Linked DNA regions of Homo sapiens: region 2 is linked to region 1. A link is a contact called in ENCODE Hi-C or POLR2A ChIA-PET data. All regions are on one chromosome and are shown on one strand. Each heading gives the region's core, a stretch centred on a gene start or an enhancer-like site at or near the end of the contact. The rest is flanking DNA. Distances are from core to core; before and after follow the strand shown.

Region 1 (3,349 bases), core at 1-2,500:
TACAAATGAAACAACTGTGGCTTCCAAAGGACAGGCAGAGGCTCCCCACTACCCCTCGATGTTTTTAATTTAAATTAAGCCTCGGTTGGAGAAAACAAAAGGCTGTCCAGTTTGGGGCCCCACAGTGGTCTGGTAGGATGGCCCGTAGCACCTCTAATGTCACAACCCAGGCTGTGAAATGTTCTGAATCACATGACCTTAGACTTTTGGTTCAGGCTAATTAAGCCTCTTCCGACCGTACAGAATGTTCTGGTTTGCAGCAGTTGTTGTGCAATCATTTAAACTGTACACCTTTGTTCCAGAGAGCTAGTTTGATTCTCTCTGCTTCTCTTTTGTTTTTCTGTGGAGAATCCAGGCCCAGGTGGGCTGTTTCCTTTTAAATAAATAAGAATGTAATCTACTTGGTGCTCTCATGAGATGTCTGGGCTTGTGGCCATCAAGGAGGCTATTTTCAGAGGTGGGCAGTGGGATAGAACCAGTTAGTACTTCCACCCTGCAAATCTCCTCTCTGCCTAATGGCCTCTTTCTTCCCTCCTGGGGAGGGCTTACCTACACGCACTCTGTATTTGAAAAGGGACAGTGGTGGGAAAGGTCACTGGGAGTCAGTGGGAGAAAAGTTGTTGCAAATGAATCTCTGTCCACAGAGTTAGTGTGGGAGGGAGAGGAGCAGGTCATAGTTTAAAATTTATTTTATCAGATGTTCCATAAGCATGAACTGGGCTTAATGATCGGACTATGTGACTTGGGTATTATGGTGTTATCATTAAATTACTAGTGAATCCTTACTAGGGGTGAATAAGGAAGAATTCTCACCATCTGTGGAAGTGAGACGATCGCTTGAGGCCAGGAGCTCGAGACCAGCTTGGACGGCATAGCAAGACCCCATCTCTACAAAAAAATAAAAACAGTTAGCTGGGTGCTGCAGCGAGTTATGATTGCACCACTGCATTCCAGTCTGTGAAACAGAGTGAGACACTGACTCCAAAAATAAAGAATTCTCAGAATTTGAGTCTGTGGTGTCTACACATTTCCCACTGTTTCAGCGTCAGCTTGGACTAACGTTTTTACAACCCCCAGTTCTGCAATGGCGTTAGAGGTTTTCTCAATTTCAGATTGCTTTACCTACTGTATATCTAAAGTGATAAAGATCTTGGAAAAGAAAGTAGTGCTTTCACTTTGGGGCAAGTTGCTTAGCTCATCTATGCCTTAGTTTCTTCATCTATAAAGTGGGGATAATAGCACCAAACATAAACAGTTGCTGTGGGGATTGAATGACTAGTGCATGTGAAGCTGCCAGTGTGGTGCCTGCCTCGGGGTGAGTGCTCTGCGAAAGTCAGCTACTCTTGTTATTGACAAATGCTCATGAGGTACAACCACGTGTCAGGTAAAGGCTAGGTGACTGAGTACGAAGATAACTAAGACAGAGTATCCTGCCCAAGGGATTGTTTGCAGCTTGTTTGGGGGAAAGATATGTGAATAAATACGATTAAGAATCACGGGTGCTGTGAAAATTCTGAGTAGGGTAGAGTGAGGGGCCCACTGTGCCTGGGAAGGGTTTGAGGGTGGTCAAGAAGGGCTTCTAGATCAGACAACTCTGGAGCTAAGGCTTGAAGTATGAGTAGGCGTTTACCAGGCAGATGGGTGGGAAGGCCGTTCCAGCGGGGACAGGAAAGCACCCCTTTCCCCCTGCTTGCTTGAGCACCCATCACAGAGGGCCTGGCAGTGAGGCCTGGTGGCACAACCTGGAGCATTGCCTGCACGCCCCTAAACAGACTATTTACTCGCCCTTGCTGCCGCCTCATTTTGGTTTGCCGAGGGTGGGGGAATATGACCATGTACAGGGCGTAATTGGAGACGAGAACAGCCCTCCAAGATAACTCCGTGTTGGTGATCACAGGGCTTACAGGGAATATGGGGGAGGCCCTGCACCCCAGCTCAGCTTCTTCAGGGGCCTTTCTCAATAGGGACTTTGACTTTCTGCAAAGTGATTGACTTCGGCCATGTCCAGCCCTTGCTTGTAGGGTGCGCAGGTGTAAGGAGGTGTGAGAAGTGTAGGGAGAAGGTAACTCTGAGAAAGTAGGCTCCTTGCACAGACACATAAGAAGGCTCTTTTGCACTTGCTCAATAGTAACTAATTCTTTTATTTCTCTGGCCTAAAAATAAGGCCCTTCACAAATTATTCTGAATCTAACTCTCAAGACATTACCTTCTTTTGCCATTCGCTGTATTCAAATGGTACCACTTGCCATTCCATTAATATTGATGTATTTCTATCTTCATAAACTTGCTTGTATGAGTCTCCACTCCTGGAATGCAATACCCTGCTACTCAGTGCTCAGTTTGAATGTTACCTTCACTTACGTAGAGGCAGAGGGAATGAAATGTTAGAAGTTACAGGGACCTCGGGATCTTCCACTTCTGCCTCCTTACTTCGGGGAAACCAAAGCCTAGGGAGGTGACAGGGTTTATGTTAGACCAACATTAAAACCAGGGCTGAGAAAAAAATCTCCTTGTTCTTAATTCACTATTCTTTCCATGTGGCAATGCCCTTCATTCACTTTCAATAACTTCCCTTAAAACACTTTTTACATTCCATTTTGTTTTACAATTTCTTTTAATTGTATTTATAGCTCTGAGGGCAGAGACCATGTCTGAATCATTTTAGTGTATCCCACAATATTTAACACAGGCTTACACATGGTAGGTGCTTACTATGTGTACTAAGCTTGAATGAATGAATGGATGGATGGATGGATGGATGGGTGGGTGGATGGATGGATGGGTGGGTGGTCAAACGGATGAATGGGTGGATGGATGGATGGGAGGATGTGTGGGTGGGTGGATATGTCAATGAGTCTTTGGATAATTGCTGATGTAGCAGTGCCCCAGGAATGTGCTCAGGTGTCCTATTATTCCCATAGAAGACTTTATCTGCAAATGTGTGTGTCATATAGCAGAGGTAAATAGAGCTGCAGGTGTGGCTTGCTCATTTTCTGATGTGGTGAAGAAAAGATTATGAGAGGGGGCTGGGTGAAGAGTATACCCTTCCAGGTGTGTACAATAATAATAACATAGCTCTTTATTTGTTCCAGGTTATGTATTAAGTACTTCTGTGTACATTATCATCTTTAATCCTCGTAGCGACTTTATGAAACAAGTGTTCTTATCGCAGATTTTCACACATTTAAGGAAGTTGAGTAATTTGCCAAGGAAATTTCAGAAGTAGGACTTGAACCCAGGTTGTACTGACACAGAAGCCCAGGCCCTTATCCACTCTATGGAGCTAGGAAATGTCAGGGTGGCAGCTGGCTGCGAGGCCTTGGAAATCTTAGCTGCTATGTTTGAACTG
Region 2 (3,153 bases), core at 469-2,968, 52 kb before region 1:
TGACGGTGCTGGGAGAGCTCTTTGTTTCTCCCTGGCATGTGGCTGCACAGCCTTTGATGTTAGAATTTTGGCTCATTAATAACTAATTTACATTTCTCAGACAGCAAATTGTGATCTGACACAAATTTATAAAAGAACTCCAAATGGTGAAACTCTCTTATACAATGAGTCCTTTGTGGGCTTTTTAATTTTTTTCCCCCTAACTTAAGGAGTTTGTGATTAAAATTTTAATGCCATCATTGAAATCTCTTGGGCTACTTAAAAATAAAACACCATCTTATTTCCTTCCTCTCAGAGATCATGACAACTGGCTGTTCCTATGTGGATGCTGTAAGTGCTACAATTGCGTTTTCATCTGCTCTGAGCCTCAGATAAAATAGGATGTCCTTAGAGGGCCAGAGGAAAGCCCTGGCAAAGGAACTGGCAGTGATGGCAGGAAGGCGGAGGTGCTGGGCTCCTCAGCTTCTGCTTCTTCTTCTTCTTTTAAAAGAAACAGGTTCTCATTCTGTTGCCTAGGCTGGAGTGCAGAGGTGTGATTGTAGCTCACTGCAGCCTCAAACTCTTGGGCTCAAGCGGTCCTCCCGCTTCAACCTCCCAAGGAGCTGAGATTATAGGCACACACCACCATACCTAGATAATTTTTAAATTTTTTGTAGACAGAGGGTCTCACTACGTTGCCCAGGCTGGTCTCGAGCTCCTGGCCTCAAGAGATCCTTCTGCGTTGGCCACTGAAAGTGTTGGGATTACAGGTGTGAGCCACCAAGCCCCGCCTGTTCAGCTTCTTCATGCTTCTTTGCAGGTTACTGAGGTGGCAGATTTTGCATGAGCTCATCTCTTTGGTCTTTAGGAGTTCCAGGGGTGACTCTCACTTCTCCAGATGCCTAAAAGCCTGAATAGGTTATTTTGGCAACACAAGTGGGTGAATCAGAGCTACCAAGATAAGGGTTTTATAGATTTATATACATATATAATCTTTCTTCTTAGCTACATCTTGGAAGGCTGAATGCCTCAGGAAAAACATGATGCTTTTTCTGTGTTTTACCTCATGTTTCTTTGGGAGAATATAGAGGTCAAAGGAAGTTGCAAACTAGCTCTTAGAAGGCAAATCTAGGTACATCTTGATCTTCCACCTCCATCATTTATCTTTGCAAAAGACTCTGTCATCTTGTGTGTTGATGACTCACAGCTCGGTGGGGGAGGCAGGGCAGAGCTTCTCTCCCTGTGTGAGAAGGAGAAAATGCCATGTCTACCCAGCCACCTGAAAACACCTTCCCTGACAATAAAGGGAGGACTGTGCTCTAGGGAAAGACAGGACAGACCAGAAAAGTGGACCTGTTGGAAGCAGACAGCTGGCCGTGGGGAGAAAAGTGGGGTGGAGCCAGGGACACAAGACATTGGGTGGCTTGGCTGATTGCATCACGTCTGGCAAGAAGCTTGGTTCTACTGAGTTACTCTTTGCTTGGAGAAAATAGTTTAGGGAATAGCCATGGGCTTGTTGTGTGGAATGGAAACATACCCAGAATGAAAAGATTTTTAAATTGGCACCACTTGAGGTCAGATTTTAAATGGTCACACAGCATGAGCCAAATTGACTACATGCAGAGAAGCAACAAGCCACCCCGGTTGCTTATATTATTTTAATAACAGAAAGAATGCATTAGGAATTCCAGGCAAGACTTCCACCTGGACACAGTCCCAGATTCTAACTCATCTGTGCATGCCTTTTCAAATCAGCCTTTCACAAAGAGGCTGTTTTTCTCTGCAATCTCTTTCCTACCCATAAAGGAATCTGAGGTTCCTCCTTCCAGCTTCGGTTGTAGGAAGCAAGAACCCTGAGAGTGCTGCCTTGAGACAGGTGGCTCTGTGGAAGGCCACTAAGAAAACTGCCATGCAGTTCGGGGTGGCCTTAAATTCAAATAACAAAGCCTATCTCGGGAGGTGGCGTGAGGCATGCCTGGCCCCTTTCTCTGGCTTGGACTGGCTTGGACATGGTGGCTCCTGGAACCGAGAGAGGACTGAGTGTGGTAGTTGCTCCTGTCAGTCTCTGGGGTGGGGCCTGGGTGTCTCTGAGTGACGTTTGGCCTCCGCTAGCTCCACTCATGTGGCAGGAAGATGCCTGTAGCTCTTGCCGACCACTCTGAGCCACAAGGCAGGAAGGAAAACCGTGTGTGTGGCCTGATAATAATTAGGGTCCTTCCTTACACCTGGAACATTGCTGACACTGAAAAATGAATGCTGCTGTCATGCTTGTTAATTTTACCCTCTTGGGTCCTGAATGGCTCACTTAGCACTTGACTATTTTTCCAAGTCACAGAGACCAGACTAGATTTTTCTGGAAGGGAGTCAATTCTGTTCTCAGCCACAGATGGATCAAAAAGGAAAAATCTCATTGCTGTAAACATGTTGGAGCCTCCTGGCTGTGTTGTATTCACCTTCTTCAATCTGGGGGGAGTCTCTGGAGTCAGGTTAGGTTAGAGTCTTGACTCTACTAGCACTTGCCTCTAGTGAGCTTGGATTTGTTACTTAATATTCCTGAGCCATTTTTCCCTCATTTGTTGAAAAAAAATATAACAGTTGTTAAGAGGATTAATTGCAAAGTTCTTAGCACATGGCCTGGCACATAGGAGGTGCTCAAAGGGAGTATTGATGTAATTAAGAGACTTACCATGGAGTCAGGTTTAAGAAATCTCTGGAAGTGGAATCCTGGGAAGTGATGAAATGGGAATACCCTAAGTTGCTCCCCTGTGCCCACTTCTGGGGAGATGTCACCATTGTTATGGCACCCAAATTTCTGGGCAATTAGGGATCTGTGTTAGACCCAGATACCAACAGGAAGTGGCTCTTTCTGCTGATGGTGTTTATAACAAACCCCATGGACCAGCTCTCAAAAAGAGAACCCAGCCTCCTTAGCAAACTCAGCTGTGGAGTATAAGCTCCTCTAAGGGAAAAACCTCATTTGCTTTTGTGCACTACTTTGTCCTATGCAGAGTATGGCATATCATGGGGACTCATTTTGAGGTGAAGAAAGTGATGATGGAGGAGCACAGAGCTGAGGGCCCCATGTCGATTCCTGCGTCAAGCTGCAACTCATGTTGTGCCGAGCACAGTCAAGGGAAATGGAGCTTGCTATCACAGGATATTAATTTGGTTCTT

Evidence for each region. A loop is a pair of places that touch in the nucleus more often than their neighbours do. ChIA-PET counts read pairs that join two places held with the same protein, here RNA polymerase II (POLR2A). Pooled maps may share reads with other maps.
Region 2: a pooled map shows a loop between it and region 1 (2.5-fold over the local background). The contact joins the enhancer-like site here to the promoter of LINC00548 in region 1. A Hi-C loop is called at or near these places in 2 of 168 maps with a recorded cell type or tissue (ascending aorta and prostate gland) and 9 of 50 pooled maps. POLR2A ChIA-PET finds 5 or more read pairs at or near these places in 5 of 52 experiments (BJ, MCF 10A, PC-3 and 2 more).

Annotation. Positions count from the first base shown.
Region 1 is chr13:40,218,403-40,221,751 of GRCh38, reverse strand. It overlaps LINC00548 (long intergenic non-protein coding RNA 548), which reads left to right and starts at 1,250. Exons shown (of 6, transcript NR_033877.1): 1 at 1,250-1,315.
Region 2 is chr13:40,270,641-40,273,793 of GRCh38, reverse strand. No RefSeq gene overlaps it. Among named protein-coding and RNA genes, the nearest start is that of LINC00548, 52 kb to the right of the region's middle. Within about 2 kb of position 1,718, at least 23 of the 41 ENCODE cell types and tissues checked have a DNase peak (open chromatin) inside an H3K27ac peak, as active enhancers do; they include PC-3, ascending aorta and prostate gland, where a contact is called at or near this core.